Linked DNA regions of Mus musculus: regions 1 and 3 are each linked to region 2. Evidence: chromatin loops called from intact Hi-C (ENCODE). Cell type or tissue: left cerebral cortex. All regions are shown on one strand.

The links. Hi-C counts contacts between places; a loop is a spot of excess contacts. Peaks named below come from ENCODE experiments on the same cell type or tissue, not always from the same donor. Only the 100,000 strongest peaks of a DNase experiment are listed, where the experiment ranks them.
Region 1: a loop joins it to region 2, with 2.4 times the contacts of the local background. A loop is called at or near these places in 23 of 42 quality-filtered maps.
Region 3: it touches region 2 in a loop (2.6-fold over the local background); 6 of 42 quality-filtered maps call a loop at or near these places.

The regions. Positions count from the first base shown.
Region 1 is chr8:109,912,647-109,920,646 of GRCm38, forward strand. It overlaps Phlpp2 (PH domain and leucine rich repeat protein phosphatase 2), which reads left to right. Exons shown (of 19, transcript NM_001122594.2): 9 at 923-1,125; 10 at 7,435-7,495. Among named protein-coding and RNA genes, the nearest start is that of Marveld3, 46 kb to the right of the region's middle. In left cerebral cortex, a CTCF peak has its summit at 4,858 (motif pointing left); DNase peaks (open chromatin) are centred at 1,144, 4,847, 5,247 and 7,901.
Region 2 is chr8:109,864,626-109,872,625 of GRCm38, forward strand. Phlpp2 (PH domain and leucine rich repeat protein phosphatase 2) reads left to right here and starts at 3,978. Exons shown (of 19, transcript NM_001122594.2): 1 at 3,978-4,092. The coding sequence starts at 3,994. Gm17344 (a long non-coding RNA gene) reads right to left here and starts at 3,905. Exons shown (of 4, transcript XR_003947453.1): 1 at 3,671-3,905. In left cerebral cortex, a CTCF peak has its summit at 3,785; DNase peaks (open chromatin) are centred at 1,088, 2,261, 3,887, 4,553 and 1 more place; H3K4me3 peaks cover 1,951 bases; H3K27ac peaks cover 1,778 bases.
Region 3 is chr8:110,067,896-110,075,895 of GRCm38, forward strand. No RefSeq gene overlaps it. Among named protein-coding and RNA genes, the nearest start is that of Zfp612, 7.8 kb to the right of the region's middle. In left cerebral cortex, CTCF peaks have their summits at 921 and 3,905 (motif pointing left); a DNase peak (open chromatin) is centred at 3,888.

The DNA.
Region 1 (8,000 bases), 48 kb after region 2:
TTCAGCAACATTTATGAGAATTTCCGTCTCCTTGAGCCTTTATCCGTACTGGACTCAGCAGTCTTTCTTCCCTTCACTGGCAGTAGAACGTGCACCATTGCAGCTCATTGTTTTGATGAGCATTTGCTTATTTATGAGTGATGTTGAACATCATTTTGTATGTGGACTAGCGGTCTCTAGTTTTCTATAAATTTGGCCATTTTTCTGTTGAGTCACTTATTTTTTCTTAATAACATTGTGTTGTAGTTGAGCTATTCAAGGCGTCACTACTAAAACCTCATGAGTTTTACTTTATAGTGACCATCGCTCTCTAAAGAAAGGTGGTCAAAGTTATCTACCTACCTGTGCTGACATTTCAGGAAGGTGAGAGTGAGCCCTGTAAAGACACAGGCTGGGATTTAGGAGTATACACGAGGAGGAGAACAGGGCTGGTTTGTGCTAAGTCATGTAGGTGAGGAGACAAGAGGCAGAAACATTGTATGAAGTTTGTGTCTGAACCGTCCCTATGCATTCAGTCTGTTTTCTCCTCAGTGCGTACGAGTCTTAGCACTAGATTAAAAGGGGGCGTAACCCCAGGGAAGGGAAGCTGCTCCTGCCTTAGCGTCCTGCTCACCGCAGAGCCTGCCCATTTTCTTGTCCTCCCATGCCCCACCTAACCTTGCGAAGAAGCATTTACCTCTTCGTGAATATTGCCTTTTTTGTGTCTAGTTTGTGTATGCATTTACTGGTTCTAACTTAGCTCGATCATGGCTTCTTTTTCTAAGAATTAACTGGTTGTTTTCTCTATTTAGTATCTTGAAAAATGAAGCAAGTAGTGAGATTCTCATGCTTGGTAAAGAGGAAAGGGTCAGCCCTCTCTACAATGTTCCTAAGCCCGTAATAGAAATTCTCTTCATTTATTTTCCTATTTCTGAATATTAAGGATGAACCACTTGAAAACGGTGATTACTGAAAATATGGAAGGAAATAAACATATCACGCACATGGATTTGCGGGACAATCAGTTGACTGATTTGGACCTTAGCTCCTTATGTAGCTTGGAGCAGCTGCACTGTGAGCGGAACCAGCTGAGGGAGCTGACACTCAGCGGCTTCTCCCTTCGAACCCTCTACGCCAGTTGGAACAGTGAGTTCTCTATCCAACCTCCTGTTTTAGCTCTTCCTCTTGTCTGAGCCTTCAGACGAGAAGGGTGGCGCCTGTGGTCCTCAGCCACTCTGCAGAATAGAGTTGTGGCTCCTTGAGCTTCTTTTTTAACTTTGGTGTTAGCCCTGAAGCAATGGATATATACATAAAAAGGCATGGCTGGGTGCCTTGAGAGTCACTGTGTACAGGAAGAAGCCTTACAGAGTCATAGGGGTCGCCTAGGTGGTTGAGCATGCTCAGACCAGAGCCTCTGTTAGGAGGTAGGTGTTGGTATCCTTACAGCCTAGGGCTAAAGAGGTCCTGCCCCTGTTTTTTGTATAGTCTGTAAAGAATGGTTTCTTAGTTAAGAGTTTCTATTACTGCAACCAACACCATGATCAAAGAGCAAGTCGGGGAGGAAAGGGTTTATTCAGCATACACTTCCACATTGTGGTTCGTCACTGAAGGCAGTCAGGACAGGAGCTCACAGGGCAGGAACCTGGAGGCAGAAGCTGATGCAGAGGCCATGGAGGGTGCTGCTTACTGGATTGCTTTCCCTGGCTTGCTCAGCTTGCCTTTTTATAGAACTCAGGACCACCAGCCCAGGGATGGCACCACCTACAGTGGGCTCTCCCACTTTGATTACTAATTGAGAAAATGCCTTACAGCTGGGTCTCATGGAGGCATTTTCTCAACTAAAGCTCCTTTCTCTGTGATAACTTCAGTTGTGTCAAGTTGACATGCAAAAACAGCCAGTACAAATGGGTTTTATATTTTTAAAAAGTTGGGTTAAAAATTGGAATATTTGTGACTTGAAAATTACATGAAATCTAAGCTTTCCTATTCATAAACCAAGTGTTATTAGTACACACGAATAGGTTTGCATTTAGTTTCTGTGTCACTGTTTTCATGTTGCTGTGTCTAAATTATAGGAGCAAGACACTGTTCCAGTCCACAAAGCACAGAGGATTGCTTTCAGCCCGCATGGAGCAGCACACGCTCCGAGTTCTAGTGTGAATGAACAGACCCTGTCCCAGGAGTGTAGGGAGCACACGTGCCAGAAACAGAATGACAGTGCTCTCTACAGTGAGTGTGCTCTCTACAGTGACTGTGCTCTCTACAGTGAGTGTAGCAGTGACAGAGTGACAGAAAATCCACACGGACAGAAGCATCATATAACCTGGTAGTCTGGCTGCAGTGAATCCAAGTTCTTTTATTCCAGTCTTAATTACTAATACAAACTCTCATGCCATATAGTAGCCAGTACATATGTATATATGCATATATGTGGTTTATAGAATGAAAATAAGCTAAAGAGGCTGCTGCAGAATTTAAGAGATTTCAGAGAGTCTGTATTAATAAGGTAATGAACCAGACGAATGCCAGGAGAGACCTGCTGTAGTTAGGTTTGAGAGCAAAGCGACAGACTTCAGCTGCAAGGTGAAAGGCTGAGCAAAACCATAGACAGAGAGTCAGGAACAGATTAAGAGCAGGAAACAGCATGTCAGGCAGGTCCAGGTCCAGAAAGGCAAACAGGTAGTCACAGACTACATAAAGAATGGGGTCTACCTGAGCTGAAGCTCAAGGAGTAGTAGGGGAGGCATTAGTCCTACACACAAACACACACACACACACACACACACCAGGAATCAGATGGTAGGTTGGTATGAAGCCCATACCATCACAGTGTTTAATGTCTGTCACCTTTATGGGTTCCAGATAAGTGAGTCATACCCTTTTCTTGGCCTGACATGTCCAATAAGTTATTGGGCCTAGTTTTCTTGATGTGATTTTAATATGTTCATATGCCCCTACAGTCTCAATTAATCCCAATAAACTTACAGGGTAGCTCTCTTTGGTCCCCAGGAATAAGTCATTTATCAGCCTGTGCTGGATGTGTGGTGACTGGTACCTGGGTTACCCAGGGGCTGGAGGCATCCTTCTTCCTCAAAATGGAGTCAAAGCTGCTGTTCACAGCCTGAAAAACCACTCTGCTTCATACAACGTGGGATGACTTAGAGCAGAGATTAGCTTCATCAGCAACTAGAGATGGTCTGTGGGAATGCTTTTCAGGGTAAAAGGCCTTGTGTGTATAGAGACCACTGTTTTGTCTATTTGAGACAGTCTCATGATGTTGAAGCCATTTTTATGGAGAGTTCTTTACCAGTTAGGCTTGTTATGTATTTTGTTTAGGTTTTAGTGTTTTAAGGAAGTTTCACTGTACCACCCAAGTTGATTTCAGACTTAGCCTTCAAGTACTGGGATTGTAGGTGTACTTACCATGCTTGGCAGTTTTCTGTGTTTAAGGAAGGAAAGGAAAAGAAACGTGTTCACTTTCACTAACTGCCAGAAATGACAATTTAACTACTTTATCATCCTCAGTTTGAAGGGGGACGTGCTAAGTGTGACCAGAGACTAGACTTGGTATCTCTCTCCTGGAGTCCTCACTATAGCCAGTGAGAATTTGAATGAAACCACCTCAGGAGAAGGTGACCATGTCAGAGAAGTGGCAGAGCTGTGTGAACAGTGATTTCCTGCTGCCATTTATCACAGAGCTACCTACACACAGAAGGATTGTCACAGTGTTGTGTTGTGTTGTGGTGAAAACGTCGGACTGTTAACAGGAAAATGGGTCAATCAGCAATGATAGATTTACATGGTAGATTTTGTACAATAGCGGAAATGGATGGACTAAAGCTTTGCGTACTGGTGCAAATAAGCCTTGGAAGCAGTTTTTGACTAAGAAACAAAATTGCATGATCATAGTGTACTGTGTAAGTTATACCAAAGCCTAAACACAGAAACAGCATGTTCTAGGTTAAAACTGTACCACAAATGATACATTCAGGGAAATGTTTGCCTCTTGGTGCTAAGGCAAAGCATACAAGTCAGGCATCAGTGTGTAAGAGCTAACTGATGATGGCGGAAAACTGCTTTTTTTTCTTTGTTTTTCTGTGTTGGAATATGTTGCTAGAGACTTCCGTTTTCTGTCTTTCATCATGTTATGGAGGTTCACTCATGGCTCAGATGAATCCTGAATCAGGTCTAACTGTTGAGCAGGACTGCAGGGTGACTCTGTAGGTAAAAGAACTTATCACAGCCAAGCCTGACGACCTGAGTTCTGTCCCTTGGACCTACAGGGTGGAAAGAGAGAACCAGTTTCCACAAGCTGTCCTCTGGCCACCATATGTCACCGCATGCAGACACAGACACAGACATACATGCATGCAGAGATAAATAAGTAAGTGTAATAATAAAAAAGAGCTTGTTGAGTAAAAACTGTGTGCTGTGGCCACACTTGTAATCCCAGTACTTGGGAGGATCAGGAGTTTCAGGCTAGCTTGAGACACAAAGTCAATTTCTATTTCAGCCTACCACTACCCTTAGAAAAGCCAAAACAACAATAACAACAATGTCTTGAGTGCTAACTGGCACTGTGTATTGATATGCCTGAGGTTCCTCTCTTGGTTCATATTCATCATCTATGCATAGATCACTTCACATGTGTGTGGATGATAGATTCATAGTCACTCTGAATTGGAGCAGCCCTACCTACGTGCCCAGCAGCCCTACATTAAGTAGTCATGGAGTGTTTGCCATCAGTCGGCTGTCAGGGTCCTTACATTCTACCACCTAGAAACCACCTCTAGACGAGGAGGAGTGCTGGCTTCAGCAACTTTTGTACCTCATGACATGGCAGTGAGTTGGGTAGCCAGGCCTGGTGGCTCCCTCTAGTGTTACAACTCCTACATAGGTCTTTGTAGTAGAGCCCTTAATCCTGCAGGTGAAGCACTGCCTAGGAAGTCAGGATTCCTCGGCCTGCAGCAGCAGTTGGCATTGTAGCTTCTAGACAGACCTAAATGTCAGGAGTCCTCATCCCTTGATAGCAGCCACTGTTATAGCTTCCAGACCTGGGATGTCTGAAGACTTAATAGCTTGCTGCTATTCTTCCAGCAACTAGGGCTTGCAGGTGCTTTTTTCTGCCTCTTTATAGCCCCTGCTTTGTTCCAGATTAGCTTTCTACCCTCTTTTGCTTTCTCTGTACTTCCTCTGCCATCCTTGTCCCTGGCCTGGCTGCTCCTCAGCTGCCTCTTGTTAGTCCACGTCCCAGGAAACCACTACTGCTGCCCTGCGGGCTTTCAAGCTTGTAGCTCTCCTTAGCTTCTTCCTCAGTTCTCAAGAAGACAGTTTTGTCATCTTTAAGCTTAGCATGCTCCAATGTCCTGATGTGCTGCCTCAGCCACCACCGCAGCTCCACTGTCCCTGCTGCTGCTTTCTCTGTAACCAGCTTAGCCTCTTCTGGTAAGGGAGGCAAGAAAAAAATAACTCGAGAGAAATCTTGTATTAGAGCTAATTGTTGTGGCTCCAGCTGACTCATCAAGTGAGCAGAAAGCTTGCTCACACCAGTCACAGCAAACCTCTCATGCGAAGGAAGGTTTGTATTTACACCACTCTTAATGGTCCCTCTGCTAGGCCACTAGGGTTAAGTGTCTCTGGCTTAGGTGGGAGTGGTTATAGAGACATCTAGGATTCATCAAGACTTGTGACAGGAAAAAGTCACATATAAACTGTTTGAAACAGCCCTGGCTTGAGGATGTCGCCTCAGGAGCCCCTTTAAAAGCTGCAGTAAATAGCAGCACAGTTGTCATATATTTCCTCTAGGTTTCCTGGTATGGTCATAAGGTCGGTGCTGGCCTAAAGTCATTTGGCTGACTGGTAATCATTTTGCTTAACACAGTCGGGGGCAGCAAGGGAGAGTCCAGCATCTGCCAGTTAAGACACCAAATTGCTTTATCTCCCAACACTTTTCCCTTTTTACAAGAAAACAAATATTAGAAGGGATGCTTACAGTAAGAATTTAAGTAACATCATTAATACTAGTAGTGATTTTTGCTAGGTATTATAACATTTTAACAAAGTTCAAAACCTGTTCAGAGCCCTATGAAGGAATGAATCTCTCAGATGTGTTTCATATTCACACACACACAAAGAACATTCAAAAGATATAACCACATGCAATAGTGTGAACAGAGCATAATGTGGAGTCAGACCAAAGCATATGCAGGAAGGCAAGAGAAGAGACTCAGGAGTCCAAGGCCATCCTCAGGTACATAGTGAGTTCAAGGCCAGCCTGGGCTACATGAGACCTTGCCTCAAAATGAAAGAGAAGATAGCAAAGTATGTCTGGGATTACAAATGTGCACCACCGTGCTTGGTTCATGCAGTGCTTGGTTAGAGCCCAGGGCTTCCTCCGTGCTGGGTCAGCCAGCATGTGGCCGACCGAGCTGCCATCTCCAGCCATCATGGACCCTTTTATCTCCCAGTATTTGGGAAAGTAAAGCAAGATTATGAGTTCAAAGCCACCTGGGCTACCCAGAAACCTCCTGTTGGGTGGGGCATGGAGGAAAGTTTGGTTTTATAACTGGCAGGTGTTGTCTGCTGTTTGTAACCAGGGTAGAAAGTGGTACGTTTGAGTGTGTGGTGGCTAGAAGAGGAGATGAGGAAATGCTCAGGAGGTGGCAATACCTTGGGGATGGTCTGAGCCTTAGCTCACTGCTGTTCCATTTCACTGATCCATACACTTAGGATTGGTTCTCTAGCTGCGTTATACTTCAATTAAAAATGACGTTATTTTTACCAAAAATGTAGATATTGTCCTGGAGAGATGGCTCAGTGGTTAAGAGTTCTCAGAGCTCCTAAAGAGGACCTGAGTTAGGTCTCTAGCACCCGTGTGAGGCTCTCAGAGTTACCTGCTAACTCCACCTCCGGGGAGATCCAATTTCTCTGCTCTCTGGGGACTCCTGCACGGTATGTTCATGCCACACACATACATGTAATTAAAAAGAAATGCTTTTTAAAAATCTAAGTATTAATTTTTCAAGTTATAAACTAAGTGGTACTGTTAACATTAGTGGTTGTAGTGTTAACATTAGTGATGTAGTGTAAATGCGAAAGACCCCAAAGTTAGTAGTTGTGTATGTTTGCAAAAACAGACTAGGGTTGAATGTCAGTCAGAGTGAGCTGCCAGTAGTTTTTATCTTTAGTCATCTCTACAAAACCGCTGTTGCTTGTTTACAAGCTATTCCTTTAAAACCTGTGTATACGTGTGTGGGAACATGCAGTTGCCCATGGAGGCCGGCAGCATCCCAGCCCCAGGAAACGGGAATTAACAGGCTGTCATGAACTACCCGCTGTAGTGCTGGAACCTGGACGTGGGTCCTCTGGAAGAGCCACTGAGCCAGCTCTCTAACCCTCTCTAGTTCCTGCTCTTTGTCGGAGACCATTGCTAGCATGTTGTCTGTTTTCTCACAGGGCTGACGGCAGTGAATGTGTACCCAGTGCCCAGCCTGCTCACTTCTTTGGAGCTCTCCCAGTGAGTCTGTCCACGAGGGTGGAGCTTGTTTTGATTGGGGGGGGGTGCTGTCTCAGGGGAGGGGGAGAGATACTATTTCGTGGCTAAAGGAAGGAGGGTAAGAGGAATTAGATCTCTGCTGTCTGAATAAACAAAGTGTTGCTTAATTCCACTGTCTTCACCTTTCTGTCTCCATTTGTCAGGAGAGCTGTTGCCTTGCTTGCCATTTCCTTATCTCGTCAGCAGCTCACTTTTGGCCATCTCTAGTTCACTTTTCCCTGATGATACTACTCCTTCTTTTAAAAGGCAGCTTTCAAACTGGCCATGTTCTTTGTAATGCCATGTCAGTCGTTGCTTCTGTGTCTTTGGTTCTGTTGTGTTCTCCTGCAGGCAGTCACCCCCCAGTTCTGACTTGGCACACTGCCCTGTTGCAGATGCAGTCTCATTGAGTCCAGTGATTTGAGTCACTGAGTGTTGGCATCCGCCAGTTTTCTAGACTGAGCCTCTCCTCTCAGGTCAGGCTTAT
Region 2 (8,000 bases):
CGTGAATTCCTTTTTTACTTGGGAGGCAGGTGAAAGGGCAGCCTCTGTTGCTGTAAAGGTGTTGTTCCTCAGGAGCCATTCTGCTTGTTATTTGAAATAGTCACTAGGACCTGGGGTTCACCCATTAGACAAAGCTGGGTGGCTATTGTCTCCACATCCCCAGGGCTGTGATTACATTAGACCTGCTTTGGGGAGTTCAGGTCCTCATGCTGGCATGGCAAATTATCTTCACAAACTTGATAACAGTTTTTTGCTGAAGGTTGAAAGCTCTTGGTTTTCTCTTGACTCTCACAATCCCTAACATTCCCTTAATTGAGAATGAAGAAGATATGACAGTTTCCAGGTTGAAGAGGGGGAGGGTGTGGGCCTGGGTAGGTTATCTCCTTTATGCAGCAGTGCCCTTTGGCACTGTTTGATAACATTTCTATAAACTTGTTTTCTACTTGGAGTAGTTAAAATACATCGTTTCTGTATTTAAGTTTAACTGATGGAAATCTAAATATAATTAGGTGAAACTATAAAAGCCACAGTAAACAGACAGTAGATGTTTACTTAACAGTACGATGGGTTGTGCATAGGTTTAAATGTCATTCCAGAACTACAAGATTAATTTTAATCACATGAATGGCTTATTATTCTGTGATCTCCTCCAGTTCAGCTGTCTTTATATGTGGGGGGAAGAACTGTTCAGTGGTTGGAGGTGCAGCTTAGTTCTTGCCTAGCTTATATGAAGCCCCAGGCACACGTTAAAAGGAGAAACAGAAAAAAAATTCCTTCAAATTTTGAAATCAGGTAAACATTGGAACCAGAGGACACAACGCCTAGACCTGCTTATCCTGTGGTAGCATAACATTGGGGTTGGGCCTAACGAAGACTTTGTGATCACTGAAAGATTGGGAGCTAGGTATCAGTAAATAGATCTGAACTTCCAGGCTCCTCTACATAGTCTGACCTTAGCGCTCTTTCTCGACGGTGTTCTGGAGAGGTAGTGGGCGTGTGGAGCCCAATAGGAAGGAGAGGAGGGATGCTAATGCCTCTTTGCCTTAGTATGATGGGTAGTGAGGAGCCTGCAGTGATGGCAGATGGTTTTGTGTATACACACACACACCCCACACACATACATAAATCCCAGAGGAATTTATTTTTAGGGTTAGTCTCAGCTGTTCACCATTTCCAGAAATGATGGTTACATAACACTTGGCATACATGTTGCCTTGACCTGGGGGAGAGCACCAATTGTGACCTTTGTGACAGTGTGCTATGTTAATGGCAGTCCATAATCTGAAAAGGAGACATCAGCTGATTATTGCTGATTAACTGGATCTGAAGTAGTGGGGACCTTTAAAGGTAGCTGCTTAGAAAAAACTGATTCTCTGAGACCTTCCGAGCCAGTGCTCTTGGGCTATTTTTTTTTTTTTTTTTAATAAGTGGTGTTGCCAGTTTGAAGTAGTAAATCTTAGCTTCTAGCATATGGATTCATTTTAAATTGATGGTGTAGGCTACTATCCAGATAAGGAAAAAGATAACCATCTATAAAACATTGCTGTTCCCTAGAATGAACTCATTGCTGGACTTGGGACACCAAAGTGATTAAGTCACATGCGATCTGTAAAAGGTAATCTGTAGTACCTCAAGAAAGTGGCTTTTGGAAACCATCTCCAACTATTTCCCTGCCCTTGGCTATCTACTTCTGTCTTCATGTTGGTGCCTGGTCCATTCAAAACAAAAAACCAAAACAAAAAACCAGTGTGTTTGCTGTGAAATCAACCAGGGTTAGAAATCCAACTAAATCAGGTAGGTATCTGAAATAATTTCAAAGTAGAAAGAAAACCCTGGGATGTAGCTTTTCTTTCACCTTTTATTAAACTTCACAGAGAGAAACCATGCTTACTGTAGTAAAAGAAAACAAAGAAAGGAAGATTGGGACTGTGGTAGAGGAAGGCAAAAAAAACGCCTTTTATAGAAGAAATGATTTGTATGAGGCAGAATCTTTGAAGCAAAGTTTTATCTTTCTTTTTCTTTTTTTAGATTTATATATTGATATATGTCAGTACACTGTAGTTGACTTCAGACACACCAGAAAAGGATGTCAGATCTCATTATGGGTGGTTGTGAGCCACCATGTGGTTGCTGGGATTTGAACTCAGGATCTTCGGAAGAGCAGTCAGTGCTCTTAACTGCTGAGCCATCTAGCCAGCCCGCAAAGTTTTATCTTGACATGTCAATTAGCTCCAAATTGAACAAAACATCTTAAGACAGGGCGGGCCAGGTCTATCTCGAATGCTGTTGCTTTTAAGCCTACAGTTAAAATACTCCAGACAAGTAGTTGCACAGGCCAAACTGAAGCAATGGGTAATAAGTGACCCTTTGCCCGGTTATCTTAGAAGTTGTTTTGCTTTTTAATCCCTTACAAGTTGGCTGAATATTCAACACATACATAAGAGAGGAAGCCCTAAAAATGAAGAGATCTAGAAGGCTTCTTACAAAATGTAGGAGCAGTTTAATGCTAATCACCTTTTGGGAAACCTAGAATTTCAGAATTACAGTGGCTACTATGAATCTTTAATATGAGTTAGGCTCTTTGTTCTGTCCAATCCACCTTGATAATGGCCAGGCAGATGTTAATCTAGTTCATTCACTCCTTAAGAACCAACGCAAGGGTCTAGAGAGATGGCTTAGTGGTTCAGAGCACTGGCTGCTCTTCCAGAGAACCCAGGGTCAACTCCCAGAGTTCACCTGTCAATTTACAACCATCTATAACTCCAGGTCCAGAGGATCCGACACTGTCTTCTGGCCTCTATCATCAGTCATACACGTGTTGTGTTGCATAGACTTAATACCCATAACAACACGGAAGACCCACCTGAAGCTGGGCATAGTGGTGCACATCTGCACTGGGGAGGTGGAGACAGGAGACTCTAAAAGTTCAGGGCCAGCTTTGGCTATATAGTGAGTTCGGGTCTGCCTGGGCTATGTGTAATTTTCTGTCTCAAAAAAAAAAAAAATCCGAAAGAATTAGATCAAGTAATTTGTACATGTATAGAATGTATAGATCTAATAATGAGTATAATTAACGGGGTGTGGTGACCCACGCCTTTAATCCCAGCACTTGGGAGGCAGAGGCAGGCGGATTTCTGAATTCGAGGCCAGCCTGGTCTACAAAGTGAGTTCCCGGACAGCCAAGGCTACATAGAGAAACCCTGTCTCGAAAAACCAAAAGAAAAAAAAAAAAAAAAGAGTACAATTGAGATTTGGAATTGGAATTAGGCAGACTTATAATTTGGCCCACTAACCACAAAACTATCTTTCACTCCAGGAACAAAAAGAGTCAGCTTTTAAAATAGGTGAATTAAGACTTGCAAAATAGAAAGCGGGCTTACACACCATGTTACTGGTTGAGTGGTTGAGGACGAGAAAGGAAATCTGATACTTTGATTACAGGAAAAGGACACTGAACTGTGCCTGGAAAGCTTAGTGTACTTGAGGTGGTTTGATGAAGAAGGTCGCCAGCTATCCCTAAGAGGTGAGTATAAGCAACAGTTCTTTCACCCCCAGTGGGTGCCAGGGGACAAGACACATTTGGGAGCAGGAAGCGTCTTGGATGGAGAATTCCAGCGCCGCCCATGGTGGAGGGTTGTATCTTGTCTATTTTAACAGGTGCAGGCCTTACCTGTCACTTCCTCTGGCCGCTTCTTGGAGGATCCAGAAAGTACCAAATTGCTCTCCCTGCGCCCTGGTCCTAGGAGCTCAGGGTGGAGCGCAGCAGAGGCTTACTCCGCCTGCAGTGGCGCCAGCCTCCCACAATTCTACTCCGGCCTCGCCAGGCTGACGACTACGCAGGTCCAGCGGGTCGGGGAGGGACCGAAGGGGGCGGAGCGTCTTGGTTAGGGGCGGGGTCTAGGCGGAGGGGCGAGGCCTCCCGCTGCTCGCGCGCGCCTCCGAGGCTCGCGCTGTCGCGCCGGGCCGGGCGTCTCTGTAAATCCTTGGCCGCCAATGGGGGAGGTGGAGCCCGTGCCCGCGGGCCCGCTGGAGCCCCCGGAGCCACCTGAAGCGGCGGCGCCTCGCCGGCCCGGAGGGATTCGGGTCCTAAAGGTGAGACGGCAGGGAGAGGGAGGAAGCAAGAGGGCTGTGGCCGCCTTCGCTAAGCTGCCCGAGGCGGCGGGCGCCCCCCGCCCTGCGTCCCTGGGCCGCTTGCACTTGGCCGGGCCGCCGCGGGCCTGCTGTGGGGCCTCCGGGCCGCGCCCCCGCCCTGGCCTCCGCCGCCCTGGTCCCCGGCGCTGTCCATCCCTGACCGCCGCCCGGCAGGCCCACGCCTTCGGGCAGCCGCTGCCCCCACCTTCCTTCCTCCCCGCATCCCCGGGACCTCAGTCTCCTCGCTGGGCCTAGCCCGGGGCCCCGGGACGGATTCCGGGGGGCTCCGAGGGCCGGCCGCGCCTGGCGGGAGTCAGGCGGCGAGTACGCAGGACTCGGCGGACACCTGAAGACATCACCCCAGCTGGAGGATGGCGGCGGCGATTGGCCAGGCGCCGCGGTGTGCGCGGGCTGCGCCGGCGGGAGCGGCCACGCTGCCCTCGGGACTGGCTGCGGGAGTTCCGAACCGGCTCTCGGCTCCAAGACGCAACACCCCGCGCTTCCCGCTCGGGGGACAGTCCCGGAGGATCTGCTGCCTGTGGACCTGCTGGGCGTGTTGCAGGGTTTGGGGGGCGGGGGTGGGAGAGCAGAGCCCGAAGGGGCACTCCTGCTTGGCTGACAATCCGGGGAGAAGGCAGTGGGGGAGCCGTTATGCAACAGGCAGCTAAGCGGGGCTTTTTGGTAGAATCAGGGGAGTAGGAGGATAGGAAAACAGATGCAGGGGAAAGGGGAGTGGAGCCTTGAAGGTGAGTGATGACAAGAAGTTTCTATGCAGGAAGAATGCAGAAGGTGAGCTGAGGTGAGGTCAGCAGAGATGGCTAAAAGGTGGCTAACTGGGTGGAGTTCTCTACTAACCTCTGAAATAGTGCAGAGACATTTTTTTCTGTAGGTTCAGTATATAAACGAACTGGAATAGTGGAATGGAATTCCTCTAGAGTTCTAGAAGAGCAATTGGCAGGATTTAAAACTTGCCAAAGAAGGGGAAGAAAATTAAGATTTAATGTGTTTCGAAACCAGTCTGCCAAACATCGAAGATACTTAATGTTAAAAGCAAACCTTAAGTAATTAAATGAGATTGTTGTTGAGTAATATTTCCTTTTATTAAGATTATTAGTAAAGTAGCACAAAGATGGAAGCAGCAGAAAAATTTATTTGTTGTACTTAGTGAATTCATAAAACCAATACTCAGTAGACTGAAATTTTATTTTCTGGCACCTCCCAGTGTTAATGCATAGTTTACTTTAGACTAACTTCATAACTGTTACCTACACTGTTACCTACACTGGAATTTACTCAAGCATAAATCGAAGTGTAATTACTCAAAGTCTTCCAGATATTTAAAATGATAGCAAATAACGAACTGTAAATTGTGAGTGGATTCAGTACAGGCAAGAGATCTGCAGGACTAACTTATGAGGAAATAGTTTTGAGAGATATCAAATGGCTTTTGGTATGCAGAGGATGGTCAATTTAAAAAAAAAAAAACTTTTCTTGTAACCTTTTTGGGTCATGTTGAAATGGCCAATTGCATGAATGGAGGGTTCCTGAAGCTCTCATTTTGGGATCATTAGAAAGATTCCAGTGATGGGTCGGTCAGTCTTGATTCTTGGTCAGAATTGAGCTCTTGCCATGAAAGTCTTTCTGAAAGGCCTTCCTGGCCTTGCTTTCCTGAATTAGTTAACACTAATCCTCGTAAATAAGTGGGATAGATGGTCATGGAAACAGGCCTTGTGTGTCCCGCAAGCAGAAGTTCTCTGGAGTTGCTGAGTGGTTCGCTCTCTCAATTTTAGCCTATAAAGAGTACAAGAGGTGAGCAGCAGACTTTCTGAACCTTGAAGAATGTCATGTTTGCCCACAGGTTTTTCTCTGGAGATGTTTGTAAAGACTTCTCTAGCCTAGGAGCATGGCTCTGGGTTAGGAGTGCAGGGAGGGTCAGCAGCCCTCCAACATACAAGGCTCTGGTTTTATTCCTCAGCTCAAGCATCAAAATACTTATAAAAAGTTGATGCATGCCTTAATCTTAGCACTTGGGAAGCAGAGGCAGGCAGATCTCTGAGTTCTAGGGCAGCCTGATCTATAGAGTTCCAGAACAGCCAGAGATACAGAGAGAACCCCTGTCTTGAAAAACAAAACAAATAAACAAAAAGACTTTTTATTCCTTTATACTTACACCCAAATCATGAACATTATTCTCAAGTTTTCATAAAAAGCTCTTCATAAAAGCCTTACATGACTGAGCCAACATAATTTATTCAGATTATATCAAGGACCATAGGACACTGGAGCATTTTATAAAAAGTGCACTGCTAAGCCAAGGCTCTGGGCTTGTACCTATGGCCTCTGCTATTCAGAAGGTTGACATGAGATCACACTTAAGCCTCAGGGTCTAAGGCCAGTTTGAGCAACGTAGAATGTATGTCAAAGTTCTAAAACTTTCTCAAGTTCCTGAATCAGGCTCAAGAGGTTTTCAGATGTTTCCTATGCTTTTGAGATTATGGTTTAGTTTAATCAGTCAGGAGATGATAGGAAGTTACAGCCAGTCTGGTTTGAATATTATTTGTCTTTTGTTTTTATCAAAATAGATGTCTTTGAAGTTGTGTTTAGGTGCATGCATGTTTGTGTGCCTGTGTATGGAGGTCAGGGGTGGATGTCAGATGTCTTTATCTATTGCTCTTCACCTTGTTGTTTGAGACAGGCTTTCTTACTGAACCAACTTACTAGACTGGCTCCCTAGTAAGCCTTTGGGTCTCCATCTTCCAGCACTGGGGTTGCCTGTATTTATTGCCACGTCCTGAGTTTACTCATGTGTAGTGACTTGAACTCAGATCCTGTGCTTCCGTGCCAAGCACATCACTGACTGAGCTGTCTGCTCAGCCCTAACTGTTGTGTAGCCCTGGCTGGTCTGGGACTTGTTATATATTCCATATTGACCTAGAACTTGCAGCACTCCTGCCTTTGCTTCCTGAATGCCATGTGGGCTCTAAACAACCAATTCCAAAACATTTCTAATGAGCTGAAAGGTTCTTCCTCTCCTGTTGTCCCTTAGAAACACTTCATAACGTAATACTGTTTAGAGCTGTTACTTGAAGGCAGAAACATCGACCTTAAAGTATTCTACATTCTGATGGGCTGGTCAGGCCAGAGCATAAGACTTAGAATTAGTATTTATGGTTGACTACCTTTGAGCTGACCTTAGTCCTCATGTATTATCTTTATTCTTAGAATTAAAAGTATTAAACACAAGTGGTGGCTACTCAGCTCGTGGTCTACATTAAAACGGTTGGCTTTGTAGACAGATTTTAATATTTAAAACAGTTTTTAAGGTTTATATTATCTTATGGGCTGAGTGTTTTGCTTGCATATATGTATATATATGCACTATATGCATGCTGGTGCTGTGGAAGTCAGAAGAAGGCTTCAGGCCTCCTGTTTTATGGTTGGTTATGAGTTACTGTGTGGGTGCTGAGAATTGAACCCGGGTCTTCTGCAAGAGCATCAGGGGTTGTAACTGCTGATGTAGCTCTCTCTCCAACCTTGACCTTTAGATGGTGAGTCTTTGTCCGTGTGCTTGATGTGATGTGTGGTTGTAATTGTATTCCCTTCTGGGTAAGTTTGTGATAACAGCTTTTATAAAAGTAAAGGAGGAAGCAAACTATCCACAAACGAGCAGCCCGAAGCTAGCTGACTCTTAGAAGTCGAAGCTGTCCAGAGGACAGTGCCACTGCAGCACTGCCCGTTCGGAAGTTCTCTCCAGCAGTTCCTTCCTCATGAGGTAGGCAGTGGAGCAAGACATTCCTGAGAAGAAGGAAGCACTAGGTAATTTAGTGGTGGCTAATAATAGCTCAACACTCTATCTTTGTTATTGTTGC
Region 3 (8,000 bases), 200 kb after region 2:
TCATTATCATGCCTGGGCCAGGCAGTGTTTTTGCAAAAAATGTTCCTGCATATGTACACATTGGTTGTTTGTCCAATCTTATGCGTGGTGGCCAGCAGTAGTCAGTGCCACTCAGCAACGGCACATGTGGCTTCCCACACCAAACAAATCCAACTTAAGGGATCTGCTCACTCTGGTGCAACCGCAGCGAGGCCAGTTATAGGTTGAACTGCCCTTTCTGCTACCACAGGTCCCAGAGACCTCTAGATAACACTGTAGCCATTTTTGCTCAAGCTCAAACAGGAATCACCTCCTTTGTGACTCGGTGTCCAAGGAAGATGCTATGATGGGCACAAACACAATCTTCATTTATTTGCCTGTGAGGTTAGCTGTGTTTGGTTGCAAATACTTCTCCTCTGGCTATAGAAGCAGGAGGTTTGTTTCATTCCCACACTGTCCCCTCTCCTCCCTCCCCCATGTTAGGCCTAATGCATGGCTTCTTTCAAGCAGGCCAAACAAGAAAAACAGAGCCTGATCGACAAGGAGCAGGCTGAACAATGAGCTGCAGAAACGGAAAAGCAGCAGAAGTGGTAAGCCTGAGATGGAGTCGGCTGTTACACATTGTTAGAAAGATACAATGAAAGGGAAGGAGCAAGAAGGCGGTTTGGATCAGAAAGATACAATGAAAGGGAAGGAGCAAGGAGGTGGTATGGATCACGTGAAAGGGGCCGGAAGCAGTTTACTTCAGCGCTAACAGACAGGAACTTATTGTTAGCTTTTTGAGACAGGGTCTCTTTGCTGGGACCTGGGGCTCACTAATGAAGTGAGGATATCTGACCATGAAATTCTTGGGATCACCCAGTCTCTGCTTCTCAACACTCACACAACAAGCACACACACTATCATCATACCCAGCGAGTGACCTCAGTCTTTTGTGATAGCTGTAATGCTAGAGGGCGCTGCCTGCCGCTGATACCTTCTGCCTGTGGCTGTCCACTCACTGCTATCAAAGTCTACGAAACACAGCAAGTTGGCAAAAATTAGCATTTGAGATTTCTATTTGAACAGAGCTGAAGGCCTAGCTGGCCAACTGGCCTCAGGTAAAAAGTGAAAATGAAATGTACAAGACTAGGATTTCAAAATGTAGTGGATTAAATAAGAGTGACTACCAGCGCGTGATGATCAGGGAGTGGCACTCCTTGAGAAGCACTAGGAGGTGTGGCCTTGTTGGAGGAGTTGTGTCACAGGGGTGGGGGTGGGGTGGGGGGATGGGCTTTGAGGTTTCAAAAGCTCAAGCCAAATCCAGTGTCACTTTCTCTTTCTGCTGTCTGTGGGTCCAGATGTAGAATTCTCAGCTGCTTCTCTAGAATCATGACTGTCTGCAGGCCTCCATGCTCTCTGCTGTGTTGATAATAGACTAACCCTCTGAAACTGTAATTGAGGCCCAATCAAGTGTTTTCTTTTGTAAGGGTTTCCTTGGTCATGGTGTCTCTTCACAGCAATAGGACAGTGACTAAGACACAACAAATCGAGGCTAGGGGTTTAGCTCAGTTTGCAGAGTGGTCACCAAGTATGCGTGAGCTGCATCATCAGTCCCCAGCAGTGTATAAACTGGGGACATGCCTGTAGTTTCTGAATCCCAGAGGTGGATGCAGGAGGATTCATTCCATGTTACCCTTGGTTACATAGCTCTGAGGGTCTCTGTGCCACCACAGCCAGTAGAGAAATGATCTGAGCCAGAAGGTAGCTTGGCTCAACATGACTAAGTGGTTGGAGTTGGTTCAAACTTTGGGAGTCTGAATGTGAGTGGTTTGTTTTAGTCATATTTAAGCACAACACAATTTGGTGAAAACTTTCATGGTGATAACTCAATTCCACATGCACATCAAAGCTTAAGACAAAATATCTACCTCTTACGTTAGTCAAAGAGACATAAAGACTCTGTAAAGTACCTGTGACATTCCCCGTAGGGATGGGTTCAACAGATTGAAAACCTCATAACGAGGCTCTGGGGAAGGATCCAGGATGGTCTTGGTCACACAGCGCAAAGATCACTAGGCTATTAACCACATCTGCTGCCAGCTTTCTGGGTGGATAGCAGGTCAGACATCTGTTCCTTGGAAGGAACAACATTTTGTGTTTGACATTCCTGCTTCCCATATCTGTGAGCACAGGGACCTTCAGACTTCCCACATCCCACACATAGCAAGTTCAAGACCAGCCTGGGATACATGGGAACTTAGCCACCATTTCTGAAGAGCTTTAGATGAAAAAAATTTAGCTTTTTGAGTTGTAAAAAAAAAATCCACTTCCAAATTAACTTTAGAAAAATAACTGTCAATTTTATAAGGACTTACTAAAAACTATTTTGACATCTAACTAAAATCTCAAGTTAACCAAAGGCTTAAACATAAAAAAATGAGGTGAGATAGTACTAGAAGAGTTATCTTCTCTTTCTGATAAATGTGCTCTTCCATCTTCCCCTGTGGGTTGGAGCAAAGGCATACACTGCTCTTGCAGAGGACCTGAGTTCACTTCCCCAGCACCCATGTTAGGTAGTTCACAGCTGCCCATAACTCCAGCCCCAGGCCATCCAGTGCCTCTGCACACAACAGGGACCTGCATTCACACGCATGTTACCACCACACACAGTACACACATGATTAAAAAAAAAAAAACCCTAACTATGTGAAATCCTCTACAATGACTGGAAAGATGCTCAGTAGGTCAAGGTGCTTGCCGCTTAATCTGACTGCCTGAGTTTGATCTCCAGGGTCTCCACGGTGCTTGGGGTAAACCTACTCCCAGGGATTGCTAACTGGCGTGCTGGGCCACTGATATACTCTTGTAGAAATCACTGACAATATTGTCTTTTCGTCGGACAGGTTCAAGACTGATCATTGACACCTCTCTTCTCCCTGGAGAGAGGCTACCTCCATCTTTCCTACTTCTCCCACCCCACATTTAGGGTTATTCCTTTTGTAGGACTTTGCGTGCAGATTTCTCCCAGGTGGAGTTTCTGTGTATAAGCTTGTTGTGGCTTTTTTTTTTCAGTCTGCTTCCCATCTGACACAACAGTTCCTGGCCCTGGGTCTTAGCCTGTAATCCAGGTTTCTTAGACATTACTATGCACCAAGGGTCACCTGGAGGGCTCTTGCAAATTCCTTTCTCACAAGTTTCTAACAAGAATCACCGAATTTAGTGTTGAGTCACTCAAGATATTAAAAAAAAAAAAAGACTTTCCAGGGCTTGTCATCAGCTGGACAGAAGATATAGTCAGTGTAGTATTACATCAGAGCTGGTGAGTGTCTGCAGGTACCAGAGAGGTGTTGCTAAGGTAAAGGGGAGTTGGATTCCAGGAATATTTAAGTGCTGTTATCAACGATTTGAGTAGTGATGTTGGTCTTAAGTGGACAGTGACAGGGAATTGGGCTGAAACTGACTCTGTTAGCAGAGACCAGGATATACTTGTCTCTGCCCAGTTGGTCAGATGAATGAAAAAGAAACAGTTTGTAGGAGAGCTGAATGAGAAGGAAGGTCTGCTATGCTGCATCAACCAAGCCCAAGGCAGTGAGGAGGCGAAGAGCCCATGAGTGGGAGGGTCCGAGGATGCCCTTGTCATACTCACATAGCTGACCAGGCACCAGAGCCTGAGGAACGACTAGACTCTAATCCAGATGCTAGAGCTTATGAGAAGATGGAGTTGTGATGCCTTAAAAGGTAGGAAAGGGTCACTCTTACAAAAATTTGAGGTTTGATACGCAGAAGTTACTGTAGATTGTCGGGAGGTATAAAAGATAGGCTACCCTAGGAACTATCCTGCCTCAACCATCAAATTCTAGGCAAGTCCTTTCTCAGGAAGATAATCAAGAAAGCAGAATGTACCGCTCCAGCCTCATAGGTCGTGTGCGCCCTCTGCTGGGCGTCCTTAAACACAAGCAGCATGGCCCTTTGGTGTCGGGTGGAGGGTTGGATCAAGTTGATCAGATGAACTTTGACCACAGTGCACATGCTATTGTATGTATATGGGGCAGAGTGAGCATGTATGTGTCATGGCTTTGCTCCCACCTGCAGCAGCAAAGTGGGAGGCAGGGAGTGTCTAAACGGATTGAGGCCTATCGTCCCCTGTAAGGACAGCAGTGAAAGATGAGAGTGGTATTTATGGAATCAAAGAGGTTTCATTCTAGAAGGCTAACTAATGAGAAGGTTTGGTCTGAAGTGGCAGTACATTTTTTTTTCCTGGTGGAAGCTCTCTTGGCAGTGAGAAAAGTTCTAGATGCTTAGTCAATGGACAGTCAGTTAATGACAAATGTCCAGTTTCCATTGATGACACCAAACAACCCAACAAGCACAAACTGCAGAGTCTTGAATGGCTTGGCTCTTCCTTTTCAGACTGTTGTTTACCAGCCCGACTGCATGTCTGGATTTTTTGTTTGTTTGTTTGTTTGTTTTGTTTTTTGTTTTTTGTCTACCCTGACCTGCCTTCTGAGGTCCTGGACCCATTCACTTACCCTCAAAGTAAAAAAAAAAACCTAAACAACATCAGAGGAGTCTTAGGTAACCTGGATGCTGAAATTAAGCCAATCTTACACTGTATATATAAGAGGATGGCTTTAAGTGTGTTGCAATGCATGCTGGATAATTTTACATAAACTTGATACCAACTAGAGTTATCTGAAAGAGGGAACCTCAACTGAGAAAAATGCCTCCAGAAGATCAGGTTGTAGGTGAGTCTGTAGAGCATTTTCTTTAGTAGCTATTGATGGGGGAGGGGAGGACCCAGCCCATTGTGGGTGGGGCCACCCATGGGCTGGTGGTTCTGAGTTCTATAAGAAAGCAGGCTGAGCAAGCCAGTAAGCAGTCACCCCTCCATGGCCCCTGGATCAGCTCCAGGCCTCTAAGGTCCCTGCACTGTTGAGTTCCTTCCCAGACTTCCTTCAGTGCCATGGAAGTGTAAGCCAAATAAACCCTTTCTTACCCACTCTGCTTTTGGTCCTGGTGTTTTATCACAGCAATAGTAACCAGAACCGAGACACAATGTCAATTTTTAGGAATATAGAGCTGTTTTGTGGGCTGTCATTCATTTCCAGAATTAAATAAGGAAGGGTGACCACATAGGCAGAATCAGAACAGCGTGTTCTCGGCAGGGCCGAGGTTCAGGGTTAGAGAGTCTGACAACTAGACATTGCGGTCATCACGATTTTTGTGTAGTTCAGTCATCTTCAGGAGCCCCCCTGTGGACCTGCGGCTGAGACCCACGCAGTAGGCAGTCATGTGGCATTTAAGGGTCTTGCTTTAAGTACCGTTGTAACTTCCTTTCTCTCTGTCTTGCCATAACTAAGTGCCCTTAACCTTTAGGGGCATCTTCAGGGTGTGGAATTTTAAAATGCAAGCGCTCACCCATTGCTTCTGCCTTTCTTCAGTCTGTTATTTTGTTTCATGACCCTGAGTCTTAATGATTCCATGGCTAGCACTTAAAGCATAGGCCCTCTTCCACATAATCTGTGTAAGTTCTGTATCATTTGGCTTAGAGGTAGCATATGTTCAAAAGTCTTTAGAATATACAAGGAAGACTAGACCATGGAAGCCACACTGTTCAAACGCCTGAGCCAAGGAAAGCTTGGGAGGCAATGCGATGTGTCCACTGAGGTTCTGTTCTTCTCTGCTTTGGTGGTAATTAGTATATCCATCTTAGTGATAGAACCTAATGAGGAAACCCCCACTCAATTCCCAATCCGGCGTGCACCCAAAGAATCATGAATAGACCGCCCTGATGTAATTACATGAGGTCGTTTAATGACGGAGCTCCAGACTGACATGCATCCACACAGGAGATAACAGATGTCGGCCACGAGGCTCGAAAGCTAGGGGTTATTATGGGGTAAGGGGCTTAGGGGTGTGGAATTCAGCATAGCGACACACTATTGGCTTATTCAAACACCAGGCTGGCCTTGAATTCACAATCCTCCTGTCTTGGCTTCCTGAGTGTTGAGCAGATATGTTCCACTCTGCATGCCCAGCAATAAATTTGTCTTTGGTGTCATCTTTAGAGGGAAACAGAGACTATCTGCTACTCTGATAAGGTAAGGACTGGGCATTCTCCCAGCCAGGGGAGGAGGAGAGAGAGGAACTGAGGATTAACCATATGGAGAGAGTTCCAGAGACACCAGGAGTAAAACATCTGGATTAGAGAAAGCCAGATAAGTACTAAAATGCACATTTCTCGGGGATCTGGGCTAGGAGGGACATGGATTAGTTTAGAGGATTAAAATAGAGCAATACTGCTCAGTTGTTGTGCCCTTGAAGCTTGATAAATATATATATAACAATCAAGTCTCAATTATTTGGGAGCTGGCTGGGTTAAGAAGAAAACAAAAAATACATATTAAAAAGCCATTAACATGGAATCTGAGACTCAGAATCTGTGGGACTAAGAGCTGGTACTCTTGTAGTATTCTGAAGGAGTCTCATACCTGGAGTATTGCGTCAAGAAAGATATCCAGGGCCCATAGTAGATACATGGGAGAAGGAAGTTACTAGGCTGTACCCATGAGAAAGAAGGTATGCTGTGCTCACTTAGCGACCAGCTCGTTTCATCATCCTACCATCTTGTTGTTTGGATAACTTTCAACTGCTATCATGTCAGAAATCAACCATAGTGTCTGTCTGTCTGTTTGTCTGTCTTCCCTGTGGTTAAATAATAATCTGAGTTAGATGTCTGTTAGGAAGTTTCTGAGGAGCTAGGCAGAACATGCACCCGAAGCAGTCAGGCGTGGCAACCTCTTCCCCTCGTTACGTCAACGCTATTTCTGTAATGAACTGTAGTGTAACTTCAGAATCCAGCGCCATTACTTTAGGCGAACCAATAGGCTATAGTTCTATATAAATCCATCCTGTCACTTCATTTTTACAGTTAAATGAATGCATACCAGAAAGGGTAATTAATGCTCGCCCAAAGCCTCATAGATGGTCAGTGGCCAGGCCAGGACCTGTGTACTGGCCATTTCCTCTTCTCTGTATTTCTTTTCTGAGTAGCGAGTCCTGCTGTGTCCCCAAACTCACCACCTTTGCTCTCATTACCTAATTTCTTCACCATGTGTTGTATGCCTAGAAGTCTAATTTGGGTCTCTCTCTCTCTCTCTCTCTCTCTCTCTCTCTCTCTCTCTCTCTCTCTCTCTCTCTCTCTCTCCCCTCAGTAGTCTACCAGGCTATGTTTTCACTTTAATTTCTTGAATTATGAACCACTAGTACAGGTAGGTGTTATTGTTATAAGCTTCATACTCAGTGATATAAACTATGATTATGTTTTTTAATTTAATGTTTTTATGCAATGTAGTTTGAGCATGTTTTCCTCCCTAACTCTTCCCAGATTCTTCCCCCGACCCCCAGCTTCCCTCCACCCCCTACATTGTTAAGGGATAGTCCTACTGTGATCCCAATGCTTAGGCAAGGACCAAAGCATCTTTATTATCTTTCTTTGTTCACAAGATGCTTATCCTAATTCATCTTCTCACGGGTCCAGGCATCTCAGGGGTGCCTGTGTAAGAGGGGCATCTCAGGGTCCAGGCATCTCAGGGGCGCCTGTGTAAGAGGGGCATCTCAGGGTCCAGGCATCTCAGGGGTGCCTGTGTGAGATAGGCATCTCAGGGGTGCCTGTGTAAGAGAGCCATTACAGTTTCTGCTTCTTGTGTTCTAGCCTTCTGAATATTACAATTCAGCTTCCTCATATGACAAGACAAACATCTACGTCTCACATCCTTTTGGCTCCTTAAACCAAACCAACCCCCCCATCAGGATTTAGTTCCGTATTTATTCTTCACTATGTGGTTGTACTTCCCTGCTCAATAAGTCCTTAGAATGAAGTTGTGTGTTCTAACGTCTCCTTAACTCCTAGGTGATAATTTGCATCAATCACTTCATTATATAATGATTTTAGTCTTAAAATCATTATTGCAAGATATTAACCTAGACACATTACTCTCTTTAACTTAATTCTTCTCTCTGGAATATATTTCCATTTC